3 separate regions of the Homo sapiens genome follow, and regions 1 and 3 are each linked to region 2. A link is a contact called in ENCODE Hi-C or POLR2A ChIA-PET data. All regions are on one chromosome and are shown on one strand. The core of a region is the stretch at or near the end of the contact, and the rest is flanking DNA. Distances in the headings are between cores, read along the strand shown.

Region 1 (4,480 bases), core at 971-3,470, 260 kb before region 2:
AATTCTTACTGTAGCTACTATTTGTAAGTGTATAATTTACTCATACACTTGCCTTCCAGAGGCAGCACAGTTTTAAGGTTTGACCAGTTGATTTTTGTCTTTCCAGTGGAGCCAGTGAATCCTTTCTTATACTGAGTAGCAGGTTATTCCCTCTCAAAGAGATGTTTGCATTCTTGTTCACAATCTGATTCTTTATATACCCATTATTCCTCAGAGTAGAGAAAGGGACAAAGGCTTGGAATCAGACAGAAGTGGGTTCAAATCCCACTCTAGTGCTTTCTGAGTCTTCTTTTTCTCATCTGTAACATTAGGGTAATGATCCCTATCTTTCTAGAATAGAGTAGTGTGGAAATGAAATTAAACCATGCATGCAAAATGCCTAGTGCGCTGCCTGCTCTGTGCCCGGCAGCTGCTGTTCTCACCGTCTCCTTAATTCACCTTGCCCTTCACCTCTGTGTGGCACACCCTCTTTCCTAGGAATGGTTAGACTCTCCGAACTCAAATCGACAGTTCAGAATTCCAGGCCCATCAAAACGGCCACCACCTTGCCCGATGACATGATCACCCAGCGAGAGGACGCAGAGGGGGTGGCAGCGGAGGAGGAGCAGGAGGGAGACTCCGGTGAGCAGGAGACCGGGGCCACTGATGCCCGGCCTCGGAGGCGGAAGCCAGCCAGGCTGCTGGAGGCTACAGCGAAGCCGGAGCCAGAGGAGAAGTCCAGAGCCAAGCGGCAGAAGGACTTTGACATAGCAGAACAAAACGAGTCCAGCGACGAGGAGAGCCTGAGAAAAGAGAGAGCTCGGTCTGCAGAGGAGCCGTGGACTCAAAATCAACAGAAACTTCTGGAACTGGCGTTGCAGCAGTACCCAAGGGGATCCTCTGACCGCTGGGACAAAATAGCCAGATGTGTCCCGTCCAAGAGCAAGGTGAGTGATGGGGAAAGAGGCCTCTGCACAGGTGTTAGAATCCCACCAGAGGAGCCACAGCTTGTCTGCCTGCAGCTTCTTCCCTCATTCCTATCTACTGACACCTGCCCCGTGATTTCTTCTTTCCCATTTATCTTCCAGTATATTTCTCCCTAGAGCGTGTGAATCTGTGCATTCAGGTGGTTCATGTGTGTAGATGAGCTCAAGATTCTAAGTTTCATCATCCCACAGGGCAGCTGCTTATAGAAACTTCACCCACAGCACCTGCCTGCCTTTTTGAGAACTCGCCCACTCCGGCTAGGTTTTAAGGGCACATGGGAGGCTCAGCCGGCGCTGCCTCACCGTGAAATGCAGCAGCTGGGAAGGGTCAGGATGGAAAGCTCCTTTGAACCAGGCTGAGGGTTCATAAATCACAAGGCCCATTGGCTGTGTAGCAAATCTTTGACCAAAGGGATAGCTGGTATAGATGGTATTACCGTGATCATCTTCGATTCTGCCATGTGAATAACTTTGGACTCAGCAGGTACACCTGGTGGCTGTCCAGAGGCCCTGAGGCCATCTCCGTATGTGGTCAGTGCCAGGCGACAGCTAGGGTTCGGCTTACTTTCCACGGCCGTGGCCGTTTGTAGTTGGCCTTTCTCCCTGCTGGTAGCTCTTGGTGCCTGCTCAGATATTTCTGAGATGGTCCTCAGATGGGAGGAGGGGGCGGGAGTGCCCTGTGGAGAGCCCACCCACCGGGCTTGGGCGGCCTCTTTCCTGTGATCTGGCCATGAGGCGCTGCAGAGAGCCCCAGGGTGTGATCCTAACACAGTGTCTCTTGAGGCTTCTTTCCCTGTAGCTAGATTGTTAGTCGAGGAACCAGGAACAGTGAGAATCAAAAGCCCCGATCTCTTCCGCTGTCTGTGCCTCCCTCAGTCGCCTCTGGGCACACTCATGCTCATTTACATTCTTATTTTTTTTAATTGAAATTCTATGTTGGAAAATCCAGCTCATGGCCATGCATGTCCCTGAGTGTACAGGTGTAGTTTTCTCCACCTACTTTAAAATGATTAAAGTTGAGAGTTCCTGGGGAGAAAAATAAACGGTTAGCTGTTGATATATTTGAGAAGCGCAGATTCTCCCAGCCTCTCCGACTGGTTTGCAGAAGTAACTATTCTACCCGAATTTCTCTAGCATCTGTCAGGACACAGGCAGACGTCTTCATGTGTGATGAGTCCACACTGGCTTATAAACGAAGGGGCTGGAGCTTGGATTCCTAAGGATAGAACACCCAGAAACTCATACCTGGGGGGCTGGAAACCTTCCGGTTTTCAACCAGCAATGAGCAGGGCTTCTTCAGCCTGCGGGTGTTCCCCTCAAGCCTTGACTTGAGAGCGAGGCAGGGCTGAGCTTCCTGCTGTCCCGGAGCCTGGGCCTGGCTGCCGTGCACGGCTCAGCTCAGAGCTCCGAGCACACTGTCCTTCTGGGGTTAAGTGCTGGGTCTGGCCACATCTGGTTTTGGCAGTATGTTGTTAGGGACAGCATAGCTACTAAGGAAAGACTGATATCTTTAAAGACCTTAGGCAAGTAATCTTTGGGGATGCAGAAAAAAAACCCTGAGAAGAGACTCTCATAACACCACTAAGCTAAAATCCTAGGAGAGTAAACATCCTTTCTCTGTCCCAGGCAGCTGATAAAGTCACTTTGCACTGGACCCTTAGTCAGCAAAAGCTACAGAACCACAGGGTCATTATTTTTGGAACAGAAACAGAATAGATTCTGGAAAGTTCCTGTGATCAATGTGAGAATAATGAGGCCTCTCCCCACCATCACCCCACCTCTGCTTTGGTCCTGAGCTCCAGCCCAGGGTGTGACAGCTGTGGCCAGCTGAGGTCTGAAGTGGGCGGCTCTGCAGCCTGTAGGGTGGGATGGAGGTGGGGCCAGGAGGAGCAGGAATGAGTATTCCAGCACAAGTTCTGCCAGTGTCCTGGGGGCTGGCTCCCCACGGGAAAGGTCTTAGCAGCGCCTAGGGAAAGCCAGACCCACGGAAGAAGACTAATAGGCTACCTGGCCCCAGGGTTTTTGATTTCTTTAAAGTAGCATGTTGTGATAAAAGAGTGAAGTGTTAACATGAAAATAAGAGTTAGCAGGCTGAAAGACCCGATTATGATGCTAGTACGCCTCACAAACGGCCGCCCCAGCCCCTCACTCCACGCCAAGCACCTTCCCTTTGGGCTGGGCTTGCAGGAGCCCTTCTCGCACTGCCCAGACCGGTCTGCCTTGTGAGCGACTGGACTCCAGGACATCCCGGGAACTCTGGGCAGAGGGACTGGACGTGAGGCTCTTCATGAGCAGAAGCCAGCAGACCGGCCACATGATGACCACACTGACTTGTGCAAGTGACTGTTCTCACCTCTCTTTTTTTCTTCCTACAGGAAGACTGTATCGCTAGGTACAAGTTGCTGGTTGAACTGGTCCAAAAGAAAAAACAAGCTAAAAGCTGAATATTCTGGGAGATGATGTTCACCTTCATTTTCCAAAATGAATATCTTAAAAATCTTATGCAGAAATTTGCATTTTGTACCTCAATATTTCTACGTCATGTGCCTTAGTAAAAAAAAATAATAAATAAATAAAAGATGAGTGTTGTGCTATACTGTTTAAACAAATACTGTGCTGGGGGAAAAAGGATTTGGGTATGTTGCAGATTATTTTATTTCTCATCACTTCAAAGTGTACTTTCTTAGGGAATAAACAAATAGTGCTTTCTAATGATCAGGCAAAAATATGTGGTTTTGAAGGAACATGTGAACAAACTAATGTGTAAGAATTCAAATTTAATGTTTCTCTAAAACCACGACCAAAGAACACAGCAGTTCGTGTCTTTATTGGGGGTTGAATAGCAAGATCAATTGCTTGGGGAGGAAGAAAACCAGGTTGGTATCCAGCTGGCTGGCTAAGAACAATGTGAGATTATCTTAATTAGTTAAATATATCTAGGGAAAAAAAACAGTCTAGGTGAAGGAGGACATAAGGTAATACACTCTAAGTTTGAGCTGCTTGATAGAAATGTGTTCCCACCTGATAGAATTTCCAGAGAACATGCAGGACCGTTTTCAGGAAATGATGAAATTGGGACCGTTTTTTCATACCTAAGTTAAAAATCACTATTTTATACTATTACTTTCTGTCGAAGTCTTTCATGCTATGTTTGAACTGTCACTGTCAGCTGAGCGCTCCTTTTAAATCTTCTGTCATTTGCTCAGGGCGTGGAAATAGTGTGATGAACACAGCTTGCCTAAACTTGAAAATCATGAAGATAACCAGAACACAGTTAAGGGACGTGATTTGATAAAATATCTTAAAGACGTCATATTCCCTAAGGAGTAAAGTGAGGGTACAGTTTCCTGGAGGAAAGTTTGGGTGGCAGAGATCCCCACTCTGCAGTGCAAGCTTCTTTCTATACAGAGGACGTGGAACCAGGTAAGTCCCCAGCCCTTTCCCTGACAGGAGGTGACAGAGGCTGCCTCAGGTCTCAGGCCGAGCAGACGTAGGGAACTTACACCTCATACCCA
Region 2 (4,551 bases), core at 382-2,881:
AAGAATATTTGTGTGGTATACAACATGTCATACTTGGGAGACACTTTATTGGAAAAATAAGTAGAGAGTTTTTTGTATGTATGAGAAAAATATCATAACCATTTCCACTTAAAAAGTGAAGATCATTCTGATGCCCCAAAATAACTGAGGCTAAGAAATAATTAGATACCTTAAAGCTACAGTCTAAATTTCCATGACTGTTTGGAAGACTTCTCTCCAACGCGGGAGGGGAATTTGTTTTTTAATGTCAAAGGTTGTGTTAGCATGTACATTTAACCCAGGAAATTGTGAGAACTCTCTTCAACTCAAGTTGGAAAAAGGGAATGTGTTTGAGCAAAGTCTATTTTTAACAACAGAAAAGTGTGAGTTAAAGTGGACTGTGTGTTAGGTTGGGAATATAATCCATGGCAACTTCACTATACAAGTATTTTTGATTCTTCAGTGGAACTCATCCTCAAATTTTAGTAACTTGAAAAATTGAAGTCTTAAGTATTGTGTATTAAACTGAACCAAGAGATCACAGAAAGACAAAGCTATGGTAAAAGATGTTATAGTTATATTCTCATAGATTTAGTAGGAAAATCACAGCAAAGGAAATGCACCAGGAAGATATGAAATAGAGGAAATATGTTACAAATAATGAAATAGAAGGAGTTGCTGCACAATATAGCTTCACAATCTTATATTTTGAGGGGTAGGTTTTAATGAGAAGCCTCTGCATTGCATGGGAACTGGGAGTCGTAAGAATTATTTATGCAGTAAGAAGGAAAAAAATTAATTATTAGGAGCTCAATAATCACCAAATAAACTCTGAGCTTGGAGGTTAAAAATAGACGGCTATCTTCATGTTCAATTATACAGTATCAATTACTAATACAACTGATGTTTCAGTGTCTCAGCGAGAACAGATACCATCTTCTATGGAGATATCTTGGTATTAATTAATGACTGCTTTATTCTCATTATTCACAAGGAAAAATAGGGGTCGTGTCACATTAAAATTAAGATTATCTTAGTTTATCTGGGCTCTTAAACAAAGATCATTCAAAGTAATTATACTTTGAATTAATCGAGGTAGGCAATTTATCTCGTTATTTTTTTTTGTTCAAAGACAGGAAAATAAAGATCAGAAATAAGCAAAGTTTCATTTTGAAGATAGAAAGAACCAAACAAACATGTCTTGACTTTTGCAGTATTTCCCTTGCTAAAGGGGGAATGAGGGAACTGTAAAAGACGTGACTTTGCAAAGTCAAGTCCTTTTTAAAAGACTCGGATCGAAATTCTTGCTATGCAACAAGGATTCAAGTTTGATTAATTTTCTGCAAGCGACGTGACAGCGGTGTTTTAAAAGATTAATTAAAATTGAAGTGATACGGAGCAGGAATTCAACCTGCAGAGGCGTCCCTGGCGCCTTGGGGGGCTTTGTAAGCGAGTCCCAAGCCCGAACTGCGGGCTTTCCCGAGCCTGGGACGCAACTCCCCGTCTCCTGGAGAGGAACGCGGAATTTGGCAGGGCGCCCGCCTGGCCGCCTGGCATCCTGAGCTGGCCGCCAGCTCTCGGGGGGTGGGGACTGGGTGTGTCCTGGGGAACCCGCTGCCGAGAGAGCAGCTAGCGCAGCTCGCGACGAGCCATTGAGGACCAGGGTCGCGCCGAGAGGCCGGAGGGGGCTCCAGGCAGCCTGGAGCTGACGGCGCCGGGCTGCGTCCTCTTCACCTGGGGGTGGGGGGTGGGGGCACGTACTTTGTGACCAGGATGGTGCCGAGCCCCCTCTACGGCGGGAGCTTGCAGGGGTGCGGGGGTGTGACTGGCGCTCCGCGGACTCGTGTCCACAGTACAGAGGACATGTAGGGTTCGGCCGGGGCGCGGCTGCACCGGGGCCTGCCTCGCGGACCTGGACTCGGGACTCCGGGCGGCCCTGCCTGGTGCCATTGCCTCAGCCAAGTCTCCCACCTCTCTGCTCGGTTTCCCGCCCCACCTTTCCCCTACTACCGCATCCCTGTCCCCTCGCTTCCCTCCGCGATGTCTCCATCCGAGTAAGAAACGAAGCTGAACGCATTGGTAACTGTGCTCAAGAAGATGCAATCGCGGGAGCCCTCAGGGTGGCGCACGGCGGAGAGGCGACGCGGGTGGCGCTGCAGAGGGTACGGTGGGGGGCGGGGAAGAGGGGGGCGTTCGTGTGCAATTAGCCTCCCCAGGGCGCGGACCACGGTGTCCCCTTCTCTCCAGCTGGGGGTCTCGGGTCCTGGCGCTGAGAGGCCGCACCTTGCCTTGCTGCCCGGGCCGTGCACCCGTGGGCCCCAGGGCGACGCGGCGGGGGCGGCCCTAGCGACCTGCGGCGGCGCCGGGAAAGCCCTGCCTCTGCAGCGGGTCCCAGGGGTCGGGGCCTGGAAGGGTCCCTGGGAATGCTCCGCGCCGAGAAGGCTCTGTGGTTTCTCCTCCCCCACACGTCTCCCTCTCCTCCCCTCTTCCCGGGGACCTCAGAGGTGGCGGGGAAGTGGGAAGGGAGGCGGGCTTGCAGACCGTGCAGGCTGGGGAGCCGGAGCTCGGGAGTTGGGGGAGTCCGAGTGAGAACGGAAGCGCGTGGACGCGATGGAAGGGGCCGGGGGAAAGGGGGACGGCACTGGGGAGGGCTGGGGTGCGGGGCAGGCGACAGTCCCTTCCCCTCCGAGCGGCGCGGGGGACCTCTTCCCCGGGGAACCCCCACCCAGCCGTTCCCAACCTCGAGAACAAAGGGTCTGGGAAGCACGGTCGGGGTCGGGGAGCGGAGGTGGAGGGAGGCAGGAAGGCAGGCGGTGGGGGCAGGGGAGGGCGCCTCCCCACGTTTCCTCTCGCGGCCGAATGATGGAAAGCTCCCTCCAGCAAACGCCTCACTGAGGCCGCTTCTGAATCCGGGAGGGTTCGGGTTCGTTACCTAACGGCTGCACTTCGCTCCCTTCCTCCCCCAGCGTCCCCACCCCCTCCGGGGACCGGGGCCCCGGAGCTGCCAGGCCCGCTGCACGCGGCGGCGCGGGAGAAACCACGGGGCAGCAGCGCCCCCTGCAGGTGCCGGGCGCCTCCGCAGCCGCTGCGCGGACCCGACTCTTAAGGTGGCACCACCGGGTTCCCAGCCCGCGCGCAACCCGCAGCCCTGGCTCCATCCGCCGCACTTCTCCCTGTAGCGGCGGGCCTGACCGTCCGGAACGGCCGGAGTGTGCTGATGCCTGCTGCTATCTGCTTGATCCCTTCACCCTACCTCTCATCCAGGACTTCTTCCGCGGATGCGCAGCTAGCGATTTCGACAGGCGAGATTGAAAATTCCGGGCGAGTATATGAGGTTGAGTAAGTCCCGCTTCAGGGAGGAACGACCAGAATGACATTTCTTTAAGCCTAAATCAAACTTTTATTTTCGTTTATAAAAAGCAGAAGGCCAGCAGGAAAGGGTCGCGGAGGACTGGCACATCCACAACCGTAGGACTCTTGGATCCAAGTTTTTAGGCTGAGACTGGGCGGTCCGGGGTTCTCCTTCGGCGCTCACACCCCGCAAACTCGTGGGCAGTGCAGTGCTGGAGGCCGGGGGCAGTGGCGGACCCGCAGGGTAACCTTGTCTCGCGCACCTCCCGAGCCCCCAGCAGCCCACTCTCGTCCGAATGCTTTGTTTATTTGGTGACACCAGGGAACGTGGAGAAGAAGATCGAAGTTCAGTTTTTCTTTTTTCTTTATTTTAAATATTTTTCTTAACTAAATGGTATGTTTATGTGAACCCATCATCTCTTGGAATTAAGTGTCCTCAGCGAACTCCAGATTCCTAGGGGAAACCTACGTGCCCAGAGCAGGAAACGCACAAGTCAATTCAGGTTCCGGTGCCATCCGCAGTAAATTCCCTTCCTTTTGCTCCAAATTCCTCCTCTGCGTCCAGGAGAGGGACCCCCGGGACTCCCGCACACCCAGGACCGGGAGCGGCAGAGCAGAGGGCGGGTGCGAGGGCGCGAGGGAAGGGAGGCGGCCTGCGGACCTGGGGCGCGCAGTTTCCCGGCTCCGTGGGAACCTCCAACCCCGGGGCGCGCGGCCTAGGCTCCGCCCTGCCAGGCTTGGGGCCGAGCGGCCCACCTAGTGGGTCCTGACCTGGGGAAGCCGAGTCCGCGCGCGGGTCGGGCCGCGACGAGGGAAGCTCGCCTGGGCAAGTGCCGCGCGGGGTCAGACCCACCCCAGGGGTTGCAAACCGCAAGCGAAAGTCGAGAGGGGCTGGAGCTTTCCCTCTGATCCGTTTTACACTGTGAAAACCGCAGGCCTGTCGCCTAGGCGGCCACTTTTAAATTGGGAAGCAAATAGACGAAAAACCAAAACAAACGTACGAGCTGACTTTTCCCAGCTAAGTTTCCCCTCAATAAAAAGCCCGCTTTCTGGGAAAGACAGAAACTGATCCGCGCTCACGATTGCTTTCTTGGAGATTCTGGGGGCACTGGGGCGCGCAGGAGGCGCGGCGACAACCCCAGCGCGCATGGGGCAGCCTGGACTGTGCCCCTCTTACCAAGCTCCTTCCCAGGCTTCTCCGTGCTTCTCTCTCCACTGGGG
Region 3 (4,241 bases), core at 1,384-3,883, 320 kb after region 2:
AAGAGAGAAGACTGGCTAGAGGACAGGTTTCTGCCAATTCTTTGTTTATAGTACTTTGAATTTGAAAATAAAGGAGTCCTTTTAAGACAGATGGTATTAAAATTCTTCTTACATCAGTAAAATGGCATTAAGAAACTTAGAAGCTGGTTTGATGTAGAAAATGAGAAAAAAATGAGAGAAAAATGTAACTCTGAGCATGTATCGCTTCTTCAGAGAATAAAATATCACATGAATATGGTTTTAATGTATTTGTTCATTTCATTCATACTGTATGTCAGGCACTGTGATCATTGCTGGTTTGGTAAGAAATTATAAAATGTATCTGGGTGTGGTGCCACATGCCTGTAATCCTAGCACTTTGGGAGGCTGAGGTGGGAGGATCGCTTGAGCCCAGGAGTTTGAGACCAGCATGGGCAACACCGCAAGATCCCATCTCTACAAAAAATACAAAAATTAGCAGGGCATAGTGGCATATGCCTGTGGTCGCAGGTACTCAGGAGACTGAGACGGGAGGATCACCTGAGCCTGGGAGGTCGAGGCTGCCACTCACTGAGGCAGTGAGTCATGACTGTGCCACAGCACTCCAGCCTGGGTGACAGAGTTAGACCCTGTCTCAGAAAAAAAAAAAAAGATTAAACATAACTTAAAGTTCAAAGGTTAGATGTAATCAGCTATAATGTCACATATCACCAACATTCTTGCTCTGAATTTTGTGCTTACAATTTGAAAAAGAGAATAAGATATTCAAACTATATTTCATGATCTACAGTTATGAAAATGTAAATGTTTAAAAAAAAACTACTGCCTTTCAGGCGATCACATACTTTTTTTCCCCTCGTCATACATTTCTAATGAGCTCTGAAATATTTTTAAAAGACAGCTGATCCTCTCTGACAGCAAATTCTCATTTTATTTGCTTTTGAGGTGGACTTGTGAACATGGCAGTGAGTGAGTGGCTCAGGGGCTGTTGAATTTGGTGAATCCTTTAAAGAAGTTACATCTTCTGGAAAGTCAAACAGTACAGCATTATTATGAATATGTCCATCAGTGCAGCTGTTTAAGAGGCCCAGAAACCAATGGTTTTCTTTTGTCATGAAAAGCTGCAGCCATGATATTTTTTTGAAATGACAGAAATATTTGTCAGAGCAGTGGCAGTTGGTATGTGGCATTATTGAGTCTTAATCTGTGCGCTAGCAACGGAATGTGTTCGCTTCTTTGTTATAACCAATTTATAATAATCCTAGCTGACTCTTCCGTGGAGCTTCCCTTGAGCCAGGCCGATTGAAGCAGTTCGGAACTGCTGACTCATTTAATCCTCACAGCAGGAGAGTAGAAGCTGTTCGGTAGCTGCGTCCTTATTCCCATTTTGTAGATTAAAGAATTGAGGCATAGAGCGACTAAGAATTTGCAGAAGGTCACATCATTAGATGGCGGGGTCAGGCTTTGAACCCAGGCTGTGTTCGATTCATTTTGCTGCCTCTCATCAAGTGAGTCCAATAACCTGACATCTTATTAAAAGGAAGAAACGATTCCTGTTCCCTTTGGTTTCATCCTACCCTGAGCCTTCTACTTGATTTTCTGGCTCTTCTGGTTTGGACTACGAGTTTGTAATTGCTTTCCTTAATGCAGGTGAAGAACTTTTCCCAGATCTTTGCGGTGTTGAATTGCAAAACAATACAACGTATACATCCACGCACACTTAAAACAAAACGAGCCATATTCATTTATTAATCAAGAGAGGCTCGACTCGGGCCTAAAATGACCAGTCGCTCTGCAAGGACAGGTATTAAAAAGCGCGGGGTCTGGGAGCCGGTGAGAGAAGGCTCTTTCTCATCCAGGATCCGAGGACTTCCCGCGGACACGAGGGAGAAGCGTCCTCTCGGAAGAGGCCCGTGGGAGCGGGCGCGGTGCAACCCTCGGCCCCTCTGGGACGCAGGTCTCCGGGTTCCCCGCGGATCTCCCGGCCCTTGGGCCTGGGTGCGTCGCTGCGCGCAGCAGAGACGGCCTCCGCCCTGGGGCTGGGTGCCGCTGTCCCGGGTTTCACTGGCTGGAGGAGGAGGGAGGGCGCACCCTGGCCCCGCACTCCCCGCGACATTTGGGTGCCAGGGACGTCAGTCAGCCTGGGATGAGGGTGCCCCCGGCTGGGGAAGAGAAGAGGGAGGGAAGGGAGTACGCGGGTTTGAGCACTCTCCCCACCGGTGTTTGTCACCTCCCCCGCCTGGATCCCTCCCTCCCCAGCCGCCGCCCACCTGGGCTCCCCGGCCTGCAGCGGCGGTGGCGCGAGGCTCACTCCCCAGGCCGCACAGTCGCACCCACGGCGGTCTGCGGAGCTTTCCGGGTCTCTGCCCGCCCCCTCCCCCGCTGCGCCCTCCCTCCCAGGGTGCCCGACGTGCACGTTCCCTGCCACTTCGGTCCGGGCGCGCCGGTGGGTTTGGCCTGCGCGGCGGCGGCGGCGAGGCGGGGGAGCGAGTGAGCGCGAGGGGCGGGCGCGAGTGACTGTGTGAGTCACCCGTACCTGGAGTGCGAGCGACGCAGAGCCAGCGGCGCGGAGCCGGAGCCGGAGCCGAGACCCAGCGCCTGCGAGCCCGAGAGCGCGGCCGGCCCCAGGCGCCAGGCCCCGTCGCCCTCCCCGTGCACTCACCCGTGGCCCGGCGCCGACTCCCTACCCGGCGCCCGCCGCCCGCAGCCCTCCCGCCTGCCAGGAGGCGGTGCGGGGCTCGCCGGGGGATGTCACAGCGGCTCCTGGGAGCCAGCAGCCGCCGCCGCCGCCGCCCCCGGGAACCGCGATCATGAACCCCCAGTGCGCCCGTTGCGGAAAAGTCGTGTATCCCACCGAGAAAGTCAACTGCCTGGATAAGGTGAGCGAGGGGGCGCCGGGCCAGCCTGGACCTGCCGGGCGAGGGGCTGCACCTGCTTCGAGAAGTTTTGGCACCTGGGATGGAAAGCAATGAGTGGGTCGGTGCGTGTGCGTGTGCCTTGGCACGGGGGGAGGGCGCGCGAACGAAGACGCCAGCGGGAGTGTCAGAGACCACGCTTGGCGATTGTGATGTTGGAACCGGGAAGGGCTTTTGTCGCGGTGCGGGGCGGTGCGACATCGGCAGAGCCTCTGCGGAGGGCGCACGGCGGTGCGCAGCCCCGGACCCCGGAGGGACCAGGCTGGGCACCCAGGGGGGCACTTCGGCGAGCCGCGCCCCCTCCACCTCCACTCGTGTTCCACAATACCCCCGCCCCCCGCCCCACAGATCCGCCCGCGATCCCACCTCACCGCCCACCCGCAGCGCCTCCTGTGACCGCGGCGAGGGGGAGAGGCAAATAGTAATTAATATGTCATGGGGCGGCCGCTGCCGCATTGCTAAGAATAATCCCTGCTGGAGAGCTCCGGCTCAGCGCGGCAAGCCGGACCCACGGGTGTCTAATCCACCGGGTGGGGAATTCCAGGGGAAGTAGTTCTGTAGCCGGGCCCCTCCAGCCCTGCCCCCTGCCCTTCCCGGGCAGGGACGGAGATGAACAGCCCGGGAGAGAGACACCCAGGAGCGATCCGGAGTGACTGACAGTTGAAACCAGCCAGGGGCGTTCTGGGGAAATTTGCGTCTGAAGATACAAATGCTTCCTTAGAACAAGCTGCCATCCTGACAGTCATCCCGGGCAGAGTCCGAGGTCCAGCATTTTAGTGGAAGCTGGTCAGGTGTAGGGGTACTTACATAGCTCTCGTGCAGCCCCCTCAGCTTGCCTGACTTCGGGTGAACACATATTTATTGAGATCCTACAAACCCTGCATTTAGACACTTTGAACTGGATTCCTTTTGGTTTCGAAGCCACTCTCTGGGCCCCGTTTCTTCATTAACCGAGCTCAGAAATCGTTTCTGGCTGCTCAAAGAAGTGCTGTTTCGACAGAACCTTGACAGTTCGTCCATGGTGCGTCTGTGTATTGCGGTGGGTTTTCCTTTAAGACTCCATTTTCAGAGCTGCCTGCTTTATTTACTTAGCTGAAAGTAGGTAAACACATCCCCAGTTCCCTACACTCTTTTTGTTGTAATATTTTCAGCTACAGGGACTGTGATGCACTAAAAAGCCTTCCTTCTGTGCCCATCCTGGTGAGAACTGGCATTGTACTGTATTTTTAAATGTTTTTTTTTTTTTTCCAGTATTGGCATAAAGGATGTTTCCATTGTGAGGTCTGCAAGATGGCACTCAACATGAACAACTACAAAGGCTATGAAAAGAAGCCCTATTGTAATGCG

The links. Hi-C counts contacts between places; a loop is a spot of excess contacts on that map. ChIA-PET counts read pairs that join two places held with the same protein, here RNA polymerase II (POLR2A). Pooled maps may share reads with other maps.
Region 1: POLR2A ChIA-PET joins it to region 2 with 12 read pairs in WTC11. The contact joins the enhancer-like site here to the promoter of MIR1915HG in region 2. A Hi-C loop is called at or near these places in 1 of 168 maps with a recorded cell type or tissue (naive thymus-derived CD4-positive, alpha-beta T cell) and 4 of 50 pooled maps. POLR2A ChIA-PET finds 5 or more read pairs at or near these places in 4 of 52 experiments (H1, HepG2 and WTC11).
Region 3: a map of chondrocyte shows a loop between it and region 2 (2.8-fold over the local background). The contact joins the promoter of NEBL-AS1 here to the promoter of MIR1915HG in region 2. A Hi-C loop is called at or near these places in 2 of 168 maps with a recorded cell type or tissue (Caco-2 and chondrocyte) and 3 of 50 pooled maps. POLR2A ChIA-PET finds 5 or more read pairs at or near these places in 3 of 52 experiments (AG04450, WTC11 and activated CD4-positive, alpha-beta T cell).

The regions. Positions count from the first base shown.
Region 1 is chr10:21,755,616-21,760,095 of GRCh38, reverse strand. DNAJC1 (DnaJ heat shock protein family (Hsp40) member C1) reads left to right here. Exons shown (of 12, transcript NM_022365.4): 11 at 478-926; 12 at 3,341-3,548. The coding sequence ends at 3,409. Among named protein-coding and RNA genes, the nearest start is that of MLLT10, 220 kb to the right of the region's middle. RefSeq lists an enhancer at 2,746-3,622. Within about 2 kb of position 2,220, at least 2 of the 41 ENCODE cell types and tissues checked have a DNase peak (open chromatin) inside an H3K27ac peak, as active enhancers do.
Region 2 is chr10:21,494,340-21,498,890 of GRCh38, reverse strand. It overlaps MIR1915HG (MIR1915 host gene), which reads left to right and starts at 1,631. Exons shown (of 2, transcript NR_160800.1): 1 at 1,631-2,141; 2 at 2,946-4,551. MIR1915 (microRNA 1915) reads left to right here and starts at 2,250; the gene lies at 2,250-2,329. RefSeq lists silencers at 2,151-2,400, 2,611-2,660, 2,711-3,150, 3,964-4,063 and an enhancer at 3,575-4,368.
Region 3 is chr10:21,172,382-21,176,622 of GRCh38, reverse strand. NEBL-AS1 (NEBL antisense RNA 1) reads right to left here and starts at 2,633. Exons shown (of 2, transcript NR_046283.1): 1 at 2,516-2,633; 2 at 1,700-2,141. It also overlaps a transcript of NEBL not described here. RefSeq lists an enhancer at 2,164-3,054.